Regions from separate parts of the Homo sapiens genome. Here region 2 is linked to region 1. A link is a contact called in ENCODE Hi-C or POLR2A ChIA-PET data. All regions are on one chromosome and are shown on one strand. Each heading gives the region's core, a stretch centred on a gene start or an enhancer-like site at or near the end of the contact. The rest is flanking DNA. Distances are from core to core; before and after follow the strand shown. Region 1 overlaps SLC7A8 (solute carrier family 7 member 8). Region 2 overlaps PPP1R3E (protein phosphatase 1 regulatory subunit 3E).

Region 1 (7,483 bases), core at 3,228-5,727:
CTGCTGGTGATCCTCCTCCCCATTCTTACCACTTCACACCTTACACAAGCTCCTCTGAGCTCCGTTCACTTGTTCCACGCCCGAAAAAGACTCCAGAAACCCACATCATCCTTCACTTACCAGGTGCTACTAGGTAGAGTTGAGGGGAAGAGTGATAAGATCACAGCCTCAGCTCTGGACGATTGCAGGGACTTAAAACCAGCTCCACGACTCCCCAACCCATCCTTAAAACCTTCTAAATGAAGATTTATTTGTTTATGCTAATGATTCATTGGTGTTCTATTTCAAAAGGCACTAAAGAAATTAATTTTAAATTGTCTCTTTTACCTATAATCTATAATACTGTCATGCATTGCTTAATGATGGGGATACATTCTGAGAAATGTATCCTTAGATGATTTAGTCATTATGCAAACATCATAGAGTGTACTGACATGAAACTAGGTGGCATAGTCTACTACACACCTAGGCTACATGGTGTAACCTGTTGCTGCTAGTCTACAAACCTATACAGCATGTTACTGTACTGAGCACTGTAGGCAGTTGTATTTGTGCATTAAACATATCTAAACAGAGAAAAGATACAGTAAAAATATGGTCTTATAATCTTATGGGACCACCAAGGTATAAATAGTCTGTTGTTGCCCAAAATGTCATTATGTAGCACATGACTGTATATTGATTTAGGGTTAAAAATGGGTTGACTGAGCCCGGAAGGATACAGGACAAGCTCTTCCAAGGTGTTTTTGGTGTTGTCTACCACAGGACAGTACACGGTGGGGCCACTCTGTCCCCTCTGATGTGAAGAGTGTACTCAGACTCAGGACTCTTGGGATAATAATCTCGTAGCTTTCTATCTTGACTTCTTTTATGGCCTTTGATTGTGGCTTCTGGCCAGTGAAATAAGGAGACCAACAAAATCATGGGGGCAGAAAATAAAGGATTCATGTCTGTGAACATCCTGGCACTCCACTCGCCTTGCAAGAAGTTAGTGATTCTTGGGCCAGTGTTTGCGTATCTGGGTTGTGTGGGTGGGCCTGAAGTTGTAAGGAATACAGGGGAGACTGGGGGAGAACCTGGATTAGATGAAGGAGGGATATTGTATCTTTTGCCCTGGATTTCTCTAAAAGGAAAGAGGAAAAACACTGCTAGAGTTACAAGGCAAGGCTGTTTGCTACTGTATTGAATTACCAAATGGAGGAAGAGGAAATAGGAACACTCTAGCTGTGGGATCCCAACTAGGGTTGGGAAGCTGGAAGAAGTGCGAAGCGGCTATGTGGTGTGGAACTTTGCTAACCAGGTGAACACACTAGTGACCTCACCTTCACTACCCTCTTCTAGAGAGCGCCATCCCTTCCCTCCATCTGGTGTCCCGCAAGGCCTGTGGACAGACACTCTTTTGGGCTCCTGGTGTGTGTTGCCTGGCTGCTGTTTAAAAGCTTTTCTCTTTAAGGGTATGTCCCTGCTGTCTGGTCTTTCTGTATAATGTCTGTCTGGTATCCATTTCCTATTGCTACTGTTACAAGTAACCACAAACTTAGTGGTTTAAAACTATGCAAATGTACTATCTTAGTCCTGAAAGTCAGAAGTCCTAAACTCTAGCGTCAGCAGGCCTGAATTTCTTCAGGAGGCTCTGGGGAGAATTCCTTGCCTTTTCTAGCTTCTAGGGACCTCCCACATTCTTTGGCTCATGGCCCCATCTTTCATCTTCAAAGCCAGCAGTGTAGCATCTTCAAATCTCTCTTTCTCTCTGTCTGATGTTTCCATGATCACATGTCTTTTTATAACTCTGACCTTCTTGCCTCCCTCTTGAAAGGACTCCTGTGACAACACTGGTCCCTCTGGATAATCCAGGATAATCTCCCCATCTCAAGATCCTTAACTTGGCTGGGCGCGGTGGCTCAGGCCTGTAATCCCAGCACTTTGGGAGGCCGAGGTGGGTGGATCACCTGAGTTCAGGAATTCGAGACCAGCCTGGCCAACATGGTGAAACCCGTCTCTACTAAAAATACAAAAATTAGCCAGGCGTGGTGGCGGACACCTGTAATCCCAGCTACTTGGGAGGCTGAGGCAGGAGAATCGTTTTAACATGGGAGGCAGAGGTTGCAGAGAGCTGAGACTGCGCCATTGCACTCCAGCCTGGGCAACAAGAGCGAAACTCTGTCTCCAAAAAAAAAATCCTTAACTTAATCACATTTGCAAAGTTCCTTTTGTCATTTAAAAAACATAGTCACAAATCTCAGGGATTAGAACGTTGATATCTTGGATGGCCATAATTCTGCCTTCAACTGCCCCCCATCCCAAAGAGATATGCTGTCATTGCCAAGGGGAGGAAGTGAAGGAGAGACTTCTGTAATTCCTGGAGATCAAAGTCTGGGATCAGAGCTGGGATGGGGCTGAGGGCACCTTCTCTGTAGGGAACCCAGCCCTCCACAGTGAGCAAGCCAGTTGCAGGTCTGCAGCGAGGACTCTGAATCCCTCTGCCAGTCCTGCAGAAAGCATTGAGCCCATCTCTCCTGCTTGGCAGCTGGGAGGCCCTGGACTCTGGGCAGTGTTCCAGGTTGCTAGAATCTGAGTTTTCCTCCTCCTGCCTGACTCATTATTTGTATCTCTTCTGTCACCTTGATGTTGAGTTCTTCAAACTGGGTGGATTAAGTAACCAGCCCCTGACTTCAGCATCTTCTTGAACTCTTGTCTTCTTAATAGTCTTTCATCTTATTTTTTACCCAGGAAGCAAGAAAGAAAGAGGGGAGGAAATGCCCAAAAAATACATACAAGCCTGGAATTCCATGAGGGCCTCTAAAGAAGCAGTAACCACTCCCGCAACTAGGTTACAACGGACAAGAACCAGTCTTATGACTTTTTATTTTGTCCAGTTGGACCAGGATTATAAATTTCTCCATGTTGCCAGGGTCTCCTCCTCCTATAGAAGGCATCTCTGATTCCCCTGGGCTGAGTTAGTGGTTCCTCATAGATGCCCACTAGCTTCCGTGAATAGCTTTGCCATCACCTCGTTGTTTTGTGGGCATCTCTTACTTCACCCGTCGTCCCTGTTATACTGCCAACTTCCTAAAGGCAGGGACTTGTGTCTTATCAATAACCTCCCCACCAGCTAGAATGCCTAGTACATGTAGGCCCTGCATGAATGACGGATGAGTAGATGGGTGGATGGATAGACAGATGGATGGATGGATAGATGATGGATGGTTGGATGGGTGGGTGGATGGATGGATGATAGATGGATAGATGGGTGGGTGGATGGATGCATGGATGATGGCTAGATGGGTGGATGGGTGAATGGATCTATGATGGATGGATGGATGGATGGATGGATAAAAAGCCCCTCACATTTCAAAGCTGCTATGGCCAATGATCCTCATCTACATGTGGCTTCCCTGAGGTCACTGTGTCTCAGGAATGCGGAATTCAGGGTCTAGCCGAGAAGAGAGGGTTCTAGAATATCATCGTCCGCAACAGACAAGTGCCAAGCAGTAGCTAGCCAGCAGCAGGGCTCCTGACCGGGGCAGGAGCTTGGCGAGCACCCACTGACCTTTCCTCTCTGGGTGGAGGCTCAGGTTTCAGCCTGCTGTGAGGGAAGCTGTCTTGTGGTACCAGGAGACTGATACCCTCTTTCCCCTCAGTCACATGGTATGATCACCCAACTGCAGGGTGAAGGGCCAGATCTGGGGCCTGCAGCCATTGTTCCAAGGAGATTAGGTGTCACAGGCAGCCTGCCTATCCCCACCTCATTCTCAGAATTTCTTCTTGTTTCTGAAAGATTACTGTGAAGGTGAAAGGTTAAATATTAGTCAAGGGCTGAGTTCTTGGGAAGTGATGGAGATAAGGTTAGGCAAGACAGAAGATAGCCACAGATAGGTTATTTTACAAAGCATCCCTATCTCTGTTACCCCAGGAAGACCACAGAGCTGATAGTTTGAAGGTGTCTTTCTGTGACTCAGTAAGGTCCATCTTGTAAAGAGATGATTTCATGTTTTCTTTCCCAGCACACAGGGAGGTGGTCTGCTTGGGGGAGGAGGAATTTCTTTGAGTTGTCCTGCTCTGCCCTTATTTTCCTCAAGCACTTTCTGTCATTTCCTCGCCCTCCCCTCTCCTCCCCTTGGAGAAGGATTTTCTTCCCTGAGATCAAGATCCAGTTCCTTGTTGTGTAATCCTTACCTATCCCTGAGGCTTATGGGGTTTGTTTCCTAATCTTCCTTCCTTCCTTTTATCAATCTCCTTTATCCTTGAGTTACTGCTGTGTCTGCCTGAATTCCTGGGTGAAGGGGCGCAGCCTTGTACCTTGCATGCCTTGGGGCCTAGGGAAGAAGCTGAGATCACAGACCCAGTTGTTTAGAGTGACTTAGGTTGGCTTGTCACCAGGCACATGATCCTGAAATCCTTATTGAATTGAGTAAGACAAACCAAATGTGTATTTATCAGGATGTCAGTCCGTCTGGAACATTTGAGTATTTACAAAGTGTTCTCCCTGCTCGGGCACTTAAAATCCTTCCTCTGACAACATGTTTTGCTTCTCCTTGCATGACATCATCTTGGATAATAGCTCTTCCATGAGGAGTCAGGAGCTTCTGCTCTTGAAGTCAAGTTCCCTGTTGCCCTTTGGCAACATGAAGCCAACTAGGGATTGTGTCTCCTTTTGATGGGGTTCCTGGGGAGCAGAAGAGGTTGATGTGCGCTGTGGAATGTGTAGACTGAGATGATATTGGAAGGCTAATGAATTGTGATATTTTAAAATTCATTTATTAAATACTTGCTGAGCATCTACTATTTGCAGGCGCCAATGATAAGTCCTGAGATTTAAAAACATGAAAACATTTACTTGCCCTTGGTGTCTTAAAAAAAAAAAAATTTTTTTTTCTTTTTTTTTTGAGATGTGGTCTAGCTCTGTCACCCACGCTGGAGAACACTGGCACAATCTCGGCTCACTGCAACCTCCGCCTCCCGGGTACAAGTGATTTTCCTGCCTCAGCCTCCTGAGTAGCTGGGATTACAGGCGCGCCACCACCACGCCCAGCTAATTTTTGTATTTTTGGTAGAGACGGGTTTCACTGTGTTAGCCAGACTGGTCTCGAACTCCTGACCTCATGATCTGCCCACCTTGACCTCCCAAAGTGCTGGGATTACAAGCGTGAGCCACCATGCCCGGCCAGAAGCAGGTCATTTTAATACAAAGAAATGCATCCCGGCCGGGCGGTGGCTCCTGCCTGTAATCCCAGCACTTTGGGAGGCTGAGGATCATGAGATCAGGAGATCGAGACCATTCTGGCTAACACGGTGAAACCCTGTCTTTACTAAAAATACAAAAAATTAGCTGGGTGTGGTGGCGGGCGCCTGTAGTCCCAGCTGAGGCAGGAGAATGGCGTGAACCCAGGAGGCAGAGCTTGCAGTGAGCCGAGATCGCGCCACTGCACTCCAGCCTGAGCGACAGAGTGAGACTCCGTCTCAGAAAAAAAAAAAAAAAGAAAAAGAAAAAAGAAATACATCCCAACATTAGATATAAACAAAGTGGTCTGGGATTGTTCTAGAGAGAAGGAACAAACTTTGTTCCTCGTCTACAAAACACAGCTGATATATCTTCCCTTGCAGGCATGTTGTTAGGAATAAATAACATGCTGAATTATAGAGATTCACAGAACAGGTGACATTTAAGCTGGATCTTGAAAGAGGAGAAGGGGTTTGCCAGGTGGAGATGGCGCACAAAGGAAGGTTACAGACGGTTAATGTCAGGACCATCCTACCCTAACCAAATGTTCTCAGCATCAAATAAGGTTGGGAAATACTTGGAAAGTAGAAGTACCATATAAGAATACGGTACTGATAAAACTTGATCAGCCATTCAAGTGAAGTCAGAGCGACCACACCACCCAGCTTATTTTTAAAATTTTTTGTAGAGAATTACAACTCCCCATGCCACCAAAGAAGATTTGTAAATGGATGGTAAATAAGCACATGAAGAGTTGCTCAACATCATTAGCCATTAGGGAAATGCAAATCAAAACCATAATGAAATACAACTACATGCCTATTAGCCAAAAAAAAAAAAAAAAAAAAAATTGTGTTTAAACTGACAATACCAAATGCTGGGAAAGATACAGAGCAACAGGAACTCTGACATGAGAGTAGGAATGCAAAATGAGACAGCCACTGTGGAAGACAGTTTGGCAGTTTCTTAGAAAGTTAAACACATTTACTCTATGGCCCAGGATCTCATTCCTGGGGATTTACTCAAGAGCAATGAAAACCCCACTCAAAGATCTCTACAATCCACAAAAAGAAAAAAGACATCTACACAAGTATTTATCACAACTCTATTCATAATAGTCCCACACTGTGAGCAACCCAAATGTCTATGGAAAAACAAACAGATACCTTTATATCATAGAATGCTATTTGGCAATAGAAAGGAACAAATTGTAATATATGCAACAACATGAGTAGATCTCGAAAGCATTCTGTGAAGTGAAAGAAGCCAAACACAGAAGACCACATATTATATGATTCCATTTATGTGACATTTTGAAAAAGACAAAGCTATAGGGACAGAAGTCAAAGTAATGGTTGTAGAGGTAGGGGAAGAAGATTTGCCTAACTGACTACAAAGGAGCATGATGCAAAAGGAAACTTTTTAGAGTGTTGGGAATGTTCTATATATGAAGTGCTGAAGTGATTAAGCCATTAAATGCATTTGTCAAATCTCATCAAACTGTACACTTTAAAAAGGTGAGTTTTAGTAAGATGTAGATTATATCTCAATAAACCTAAGTAACATAAGATTCCCCTAAGCCTCTGTTACCCCAAAATCAGGCTCAGGAAGGTGGCTTCCTGACTCCCACCAGCTGCTCACAGCTTCTCTTGCACAAATAATAACTTGAAGACAAAGCCCATACTTGTGCCCTGATCAGATGTGATTTTACCCCCAAAGCCAGTGCCTACACTTCCATGCCTACTTCTGGCTTCCAGCCCTCAGCAGGGCATGCTGGGCCCAAGCTCTAATTTGGGACATATAATCCCCATTTGCAACCCATTAACCTAGCCAAAGTCTCTGGTCCCTGGGGTTGAGCTTGCTGGATGTCTGGCTCACCTACTACAATGTCATCGTCAGGATGAGGGAGCAGTTCTGCTTGTGTGCCTTGGGCATCATGCAGCCAGATACAGCCCCTGAAGGTCTGTTTGGGGGTCTTTCATTTCAGTGCTCCTCACATGGGTCAACTGTTCCAGTGTGCGGTGGGCCACCCGGGTTCAAGACATCTTCACAGCTGGGAAGCTCCTGGCCTTGGCCCTGATTATCATCATGGGGATTGTACAGATATGCAAAGGTGAGTATCGCAGGAAAAACAGGTACTGCCCAGCTTTCCTCCCCTTGCATGTACACACCCTCTCAGCCCAGCTTTGGAAGTATGCCACACCCTGAGATTTCCCCAATTCTAGCCTTGAGTGACTTCTCTTCTTCTTCCCTTGCTTGACA
Region 2 (7,483 bases), core at 2,887-5,386, 150 kb before region 1:
TTGTCCTCACAGACTTTCAGCCTCCATGCTCTGAGACAACTGTGGGTAGGTACATCTCTGTTGGTGGAAATGATGCTTAAGAACCCCAAAGATTAAAGGAAACAATGTTAAGGGCTTTTGTGAGGATAAAAGATAATGGGTATATGGAATAGAAACATTTCAAATGAAGAATCAAAGCATTTCAATCAATCCACTTGGTTGTAAAAAAAAAAAAAAAAAAAAAACAAAAACAAAAAAACACCAAAGCAACTTGAATAGTAAATGGCACCAGAAGATGGCAGTCTGCTCCATAACCAGAGCAAGTGCAGTGGGAAAGCTGGACTCTCATACCCACTCACATTCATGCCTTATATAAGCCTCTCCTCCTGGTTAACCTTAACAGGGGAGTGATTCCTCTGCTGGTTGCTGTTTTTCCTTTTCTCTTACCCTATTCCTAACCTCTTTGCTTCTCTCTTTCTTTCCTTGTGTCTCTTCCTTCTCTTTTCTTTTTTCTTTTAACATATAGGGTATTTTTTTCTTTTAACATATAGGGTATTTACCTTCATTTTGTTTATTTCCATTTGTTTCCTTCTTCATTCATGTTCATCTCTGCTATTCCTTCTCCCTCCAGAAGGGATGGAAACCCTATTTTCTTTTCTCCAAGACCATGGTTGGTCTGCTTCCCTCACTCGGGCTCCTTGACAGTCTTCTAGAAGAGAGAAGGAGGAAAAGAAGCAGTTCCTGATGTTACAAATGAACAAGGATCTCCCAGGTAACCAGCTCCCCACACCCATTTCTGTTACTAATTTCTCAAACAGAAATTTCTGGTTCCCCTTCTTCCTTATCACTGAGTGAAAGGGGACAGGCATGCACATGTGCCCATACATGCATTCAGAATAGAGTGTGGGGGCAGGGGCGGTAGTTCATTCCTGTAATCCCAGCACTTTGGGAGGCTGAGTTAGGTGGATCATTTGAGGTCAGGAGTTCAAGACTAGCCTGGCCAACATACTGAAACCCTGTCTCTACTAAAAATACAAAAATTAGCCGGGCATGGTGATTCATGCCTGTAGTCCCAGCTACTCATGAGGCTGAGGCAGGAGAATCACTTTAACGGGGAGACAGAGGTTGCAGTGAGCTGAGATTGCACCACTGCACTCCAGCCTGGGTGACAGAGTGAGACTCCGTCTCAAAAAATAAAAAAAAAGAATAGAGTATGAGGCTTGTTGGCTTGTTACCATGCCCATCCTGTCCACAGCCTTAGTCTTTGAGAAAAGATGGCTGAAAGAGAGGAACTCTCCAAGTCATTCCGCAAACAAATGCCCATTTAAACATCATCCTTGTCTTGTGAAGAAAACAGGAAGAATGTCATGTACCATGTGGATCACCTTCAGTTCAAAGTTGCAGCAAAGTGAAGAAAGAAACTACTGGAAGCCACCCAGCAATGCACTGTTTAGTCATCAATTAGGAGCCCATGGGAGGATAATAGGGAGACTGGGTGGAGGCTCAGTGTGTAATAATCTCTTGTCTAATGTATGTGTGTCACTGCCATGTTGTATGAACAATAGTGAGGGCTCACATTTACTTAACACTTGTGTGCGCAAATCTGGGTTTTTCTTCCTTTCCAGAACTATGACTCGATCATAAAATCTGTTTTGTTTGCATGCATGCCCAAAACAACCCTGTAAGTAGAACATTGTCATTATCTCTGTTTTAGAGATGAGGAAACAGGCTCAGAGAAGCTCAGAAATTTGTTCAAGATCGCACAGCTAGTAAATGGCAGAAGTAGGATTGTGAACCCAGGGAATCTCCAGAGCCTCTGTGTAACCATGATGTTATATTTTTTTTCCTCTTTAAAAACAAAATTTAAAACCTTGCTATAATCTCTTATTAGGAAATGATCATAGTTTCTGACTGTGCTCTGCCTTCCCATCCTGCCAATCTCCTGGACTGGCTTGGAGAAGACAGGGGGCCCCCGAGCTTCATCTGTGACTCGAAGGAGTTTGCTGCTGTCTCCTGTGTCAGTGTCCCATCTATGCAGGATCAGCACAGGACCCCCCTCACCTTCCCACTTACACTCTAGCCTTTCCATACATTGGAATTCTCTCCTGGCCCTAGCCAGCGCTCCACACCTGTTGGTGTGCCACCTCCCTCCCTCTTCCCCCACTGGCCTTGAACAGGCAAACCCCCTAATGTCGCCACTAGGTTGGGTCCGTGACTAGGACACCTGCTAGAGGGTCTGTGCTTGGGCCTTTTCTAGGAATCCCGATGTTACTGGGTAAGTGCCAACTCTGTGGGCAGAATGCTAATGATAATCCTGTTCCCTGACCTCTTTCTCAGAAGTACCCTGGCTCACTCTCCCCAATCTCAGCTTTATAGAACAACATTTTGGTCTTGATTATTCCCATATCAAGCTGCCCCAGGGCTTCGGTAAGCTGTTAGTTGCCCCACTGCCTCAAGGCTGGGTCTGGCTGAGCTACTTCTTAGGCACACAAATAGTGGGTGTCTCCTTGGAACCTGACACAAAACTATCAGTGCTACCAAGCCTTGTAAAATAGGGAGGAAACTAATATTTCTTGAGTGGCTTCTGAGTGCCTGGTGCTTTCGCGGCTCTCTGGAGAGATTCCTTGCCCTGATGGCTTTGGTGTGTACTCCTCTCCCAGGACTTCAGCACTGAGATTTTCCCAACCCCCTGGCTTTTCCTCACCTTGGGTTGAGTTGATCCGGCACTACCACAAACCCCACCATCTGCAAACCAACCAAGATTAGGCAGTATGCCCTTTCCGTCTTGCACTGCTCTTCCAAAACTTCCATCTGTATTTCTCACACCCTCAGTAAGCAAAGCTGAGTGTGCATGGACAGAGCTGCATCCACTGCTTTCTCCCAGCGGGTGCAGTCTAATCTGACACGGGGAACACTAGGAGTTTAGCGGAATCTTCAGCCACCCTATTAATGTGTTACGCATTAGGCATTGTAGTGGAAACTCCTCTGATGGCTCATGACTATATGAACAGGAGCAATTTGGAATATAACATGTCAGCTGTGGACTGGGAAGTGCCGTGAGAGAAAACACTACCTGGGTCATAGGCTTGGGTCCCTGAGGCAACCCAGCAGGGACACTGTTGCCCATTCCTCTCATCCAGACTGCAGGTGTCTTCCTACACCTCCCTGTCCCATAGCCTCCGTCCTGTTTTTTGTTTGTTTGTTTTTCTTTGTGAATGTAGAAAAACATTTCATCATGAGCCCTAGCTCCTCAGTTTTCCACCTAACACCCACATTCCCTTGTTTCTAACTGCCGTGTTTTTCTGGAGCCTGCTGGGATCTTTGCAGTTTGCAGGTCATAGAATCAGACATGAAAAGGCTTCTCTTCCGACGTCATTGGTTCCTGGCTCCTTTACAGATGAGAACACAGGTCCAGAGGTGAGAAATGACTCTAGCAGGGTCATAGAATTTGTTAGTGCAGCTCAAGATGGGACTTAAACTCAGGCCTCCTGATCACCCATTCCCAGGCTAGGAAACAGGTCTCTGCTCGGTGTGGTGGTTCATACCTGTAATCGCAACACTTTGGGAGGCTGAGGCAGGAGCATTGCTTGAGCCCAGGAGTTCGAGACCAGTCTGAGCAACATAGTGGGACCCTGTCTCTACAAAAACTTTTAAAATTAGCTGGGCATGGTGGCACACATCTGTATTCCCAGCTACTCAGGAAGCTGAGACAGGAGGATCGCTTGAGCCCAGGAGTTGGAGGTTACTGAGCTATGATCGCACCACTGCACTCCAGCTTGGTGACAGTGAGACCCTCAAAAAAAAAAAGAAAAGAAAGAGGTCTCTACACAAGCCCGTGATTCTTCATGGCAAGGGATAACATCAGAAATGTTTCATTTTCTGCTATTAGTTTCCATTCCTTTCCCCATCCAGGCATAAAGAGAAACAAAAGACAATGATGGTATTCTCTGTGTCCTCAGCTTTGGCACTTTTGTTGATGTTGCTAAGGAGCAGTGACCTTGCTAAAAAGACTGAATAATCCACCCACTGAATAGCTAACCTGGGGAGGAAATGAAAATTTCCTTTGTGGATCTCCCCAAATCCATTGTTGTCACCAGGCCCTCCCAGAACCTCCTCAGTTCCTTCACAGTGCAACCCTGTGTACTTGGCCCGCAACCCAATAGTATTGTGCCTCACTTCACCTTCCATGGGCAACTGCCCTCCCTTCTGGACATAAAACCTCATATTTTAAATAAAGTTGAAATATGAAAAGAAAGTATGTCATAAGATATTCAGAAGTATTGTGTGTTTTGGGCTAAGGGCAGCAAGAGACTCAGAGGCAAGATTCCCTCCTTGACTCAATTTCTTGGTCACCTTGTTTTTTGTGTGTGTGTGTCCAGAAAAATTTAATAAGTTTGCTTAAATTATTATAAAGTTGAACCACTGAAATGTTCACTGAAACATTTTGACTTGCATTAATGCTTTACTTCCCCACCTACATTTACATTAAAAATTCACACACAAATGAAAATTGAAAACTGACAACACCTGACTTCTGTCTCCTATTTTTCTGCTCACAATCGTATACTTAGGTACCTTTTGACCCCATGGGGAAAAAATATCTAACATTCAGAACTACCAATGACAGGAAGCAGAGACTTTTTTTTTTTAAGAATGAAGTTTCCCCCATCATAATGGATTCTTAAGCACATTCTTCACGCATGCGGCGTGCTAGCTGGATGTCTTTTGACATAGGTGTTACACGTTTGGCATGGACAGCACACAGGTTGGTGTCTTCAAAAAGCCAACCAGATAGGCTTTGCTTGCCTCCTGCAAAGCACCACTAAGCTGCACTCTGCAACGGCAGATCTGTTTTAAAGTCCTGAGCAATTTCTCACACCAGATGCTGGAAGGGAAGTTTGCGAATCAGTTCAGTAGATGTCTGATAATGGCTAATTTCACGGAGTGCCACAGTACCAGGCCTGTAATGACGAGGTTTCTTCGCCCTCCAGTAGAGGGCGCACTCTTGTGAGCAGTTTTTTTTTTTTTTGGTGGGGGGAGGGGTGTGTGTGTGTAGTTTTTTGTTTTTTGTTTTTCCTGAGAGTCATGCTGTCACCCAGGCTGGAGTGCAATGGCGAGATCTCGTCTGGCTGCAACCTCTGCCTCCCGGGTTCAAGTGATTCTCCTGCCTCAGCCTCCGGAGTAGCTGGGATTACAGGGGCGTGCCACCACGCCCGGCTAATTTTTATATTTTTAGTGGAGACAGGGTTTCACCATGTTGGCCAGGCTGGTTTCGAACTCCTGACCTCAGATGATCCACCCGCCTCAGCCTCCCAAAGTGCTGAGATTACAGGCGTGAGCCATGCCCCTGGCCCCCAGTTTTTGTATTTTTTTAATAGTCGAGGTTTTGCCATGTTGGGCAGGCTGGTGTCGAACTCCAGGCCCCAAGTGATCCGCCCGCCTTGGCCTCCTGAAGTGCTGGAATTACACGCGTGAGCCACCTCGCCCAGCCGGAGCAGCTTTTGTAGGCAGTTGCTTCCTGGGTGCTTTACCTTCAGTCAATTTGTGAGCAATCTGCTTTGTGTGAGACTGTGAGAGAGACCTCCTTACTTACTCCCCTTCTTCGGCTAGAGCTCAGGGAGCTAGAGATGGTCCTGGTTAGAGAACTACCTTATTTCCTAAAAGTCCTATTCTCATTCTGCTGGAGTCCCCTCTGGCTATGCAAATGCTGAGGGGAAGGAGTTTTGGAGGACTTAGGCAGTCCTGATGTAAGACACTCCCAACAGGATCCTATCATCATTTTGGGTAGTGGGAAATTTACCAGGGCCCAGCTCTTCTCTGGAACCCAGCACCAACTGCTTTAACCAACAGTTAAAGGGAAGAGCTTGGGAAAAGCCCTGCGTTTCTCCTTGGGTGGGGAAATCCTTCCTTAAGAAGACCATCTGAGTTACATTCTGCTTCTTCTTCTTCTTTTTTTTTTTTTGAGACAGAGTCTCACTCTGTCGCTAGGCCAGAGTGCAGTGACGCAGTCTCGGCTCACTGCAACCTCTGTCTCCCAGCTTCAAGCGATTCCCCTGCCTCAGCCTCCCGAGTAGCTGGGACTACAGGCGTGCGCCACCACGCCCAGCTAATTTTTGTATTTTTAGTAGAGACGGGGTTTCACCATGTTGGCCAGGATGGTCTCTATCTCTTGACCACGCGATCCGCCCACCTCGGCCTCCCAAAGGGTTGGGATTACAGGTGTGAGCCACTGTGCCGGCCTACATTCTGCTCCTTAAGTGCTGGATGAAAGAGCAAAGCCCTTATCAAAGGCAACCCCCTAAGGCAACGGAGGAGAAATATGGAAAGGAAAAGCAAAGACGTCTGCCTAATTCAGAATGGAGTGATACATTATAAAAGGAGGGAGTCCTTGAAAAAGATTAAGTTCTAACAGGATTGACTTCTACATCACCTGAATAATGAAACAATCCAATTACCCTCAAAGTAATTAGAATGTTCCTAATAGGGAAGCCCTACCCTGAGAATAACAGATGCCTCCTCATTACATCATAATGGCCAAGTTGTGATGTCGGCACAGAGAATTTACTCTTCACTAAGTGTTGTAAGTGAAACAAGATATGCTGAAGAGCAGAATCAGCATGAGGAGCAGACACCCCAGGAGAGGTAAGTGGGTTCTCTCCATGGCTTATTGTCCAGGGTCTCTGTGGCCCCAACCTCACTGCAGATTTCTCACATTTTAACTTGAGGTTAGGTGTGTCTAAACTCTTTTCTCCACTAACCTTCAGTGCAGCTTTTGCTATCCCAAGTCTATCCGAAATCCTCAATCATTGCAGTTCTTACTAATCAGCTCTCCAGCTCTGATATTTCTTAGGAGACACAGCACAGGGTATTGGAGTATGATTTCCCCAGACGGCACAGAAACTCTCCATATCCATTTGGTTAGTCCCAGGGGTAGATCCAGGTTTTTGGGTGCCTGAAGTGTGCAACTTTTGGAGCCCCCTTTAAGACAAATAAATACAAGATTGGGGGGGAAAGTGAATATTTGTTTTAGAATGAGAAAAGCTGTCAACGAATAATTTTTTTAAAAGCTGTCAAAAATTGTCTACCCGACAAACCTATATATTGCTCTACGTTTTTTAAGCTGCCTGCTCTTTGATAGCCTTTTCATATGATGATTATGTTTTCCTAAAGAGAAAAGTAATTCAGTCTTCCAGAAAGATTTATCATATTTCAAAAATTCCGGCCCCCCCCCTTTTTTAATTTTTTTATTTTTTTATTTATTTTATTTATTTTATTTTATTTTGAGCCAGATTCTCACTGTGTCACCCAGGCTGGAGTGCAGTGACGAAATCACAGCTCACTATAGCCTCAACCTCCTGGGCCCAAGTGAGTCTCCCACCTCAGCCTCCCAAGTAGCTGGGACCGCAAGCATGCACTACCACAGCTAATTTTTTTTTTTTTCTGAGGAGATGGGATTTTGCCATGTTGCCCGGGCTGGTCTCAAACTCCTGAACTCAATCAGTCT

Evidence for each region. Hi-C counts contacts between places; a loop is a spot of excess contacts on that map. ChIA-PET counts read pairs that join two places held with the same protein, here RNA polymerase II (POLR2A). Pooled maps may share reads with other maps.
Region 2: POLR2A ChIA-PET joins it to region 1 with 32 read pairs in activated naive CD4-positive, alpha-beta T cell. The contact joins two enhancer-like sites. A Hi-C loop is called at or near these places in 2 of 168 maps with a recorded cell type or tissue (gastrocnemius medialis and mammary epithelial cell) and 4 of 50 pooled maps. POLR2A ChIA-PET finds 5 or more read pairs at or near these places in 6 of 52 experiments (AG04449, K562, PC-9 and 3 more).

What each region holds. Positions count from the first base shown.
Region 1 is chr14:23,142,930-23,150,412 of GRCh38, reverse strand. SLC7A8 (solute carrier family 7 member 8) reads left to right here. Exons shown (of 11, transcript NM_012244.4): 4 at 7,209-7,334. Among named protein-coding and RNA genes, the nearest start is that of CEBPE, 27 kb to the right of the region's middle. Within about 2 kb of position 4,477, at least 7 of the 41 ENCODE cell types and tissues checked have a DNase peak (open chromatin) inside an H3K27ac peak, as active enhancers do.
Region 2 is chr14:23,292,669-23,300,151 of GRCh38, reverse strand. PPP1R3E (protein phosphatase 1 regulatory subunit 3E) reads left to right here. Exons shown (of 5, transcript NM_001276318.2): 4 at 611-751; 5 at 1,235-4,500. It also overlaps the pseudogene H3P37. Among named protein-coding and RNA genes, the nearest start is that of PPP1R3E, 6.4 kb to the left of the region's middle. RefSeq lists a silencer at 4,743-5,055 and an enhancer at 5,707-6,571. Within about 2 kb of position 4,136, at least 3 of the 41 ENCODE cell types and tissues checked have a DNase peak (open chromatin) inside an H3K27ac peak, as active enhancers do.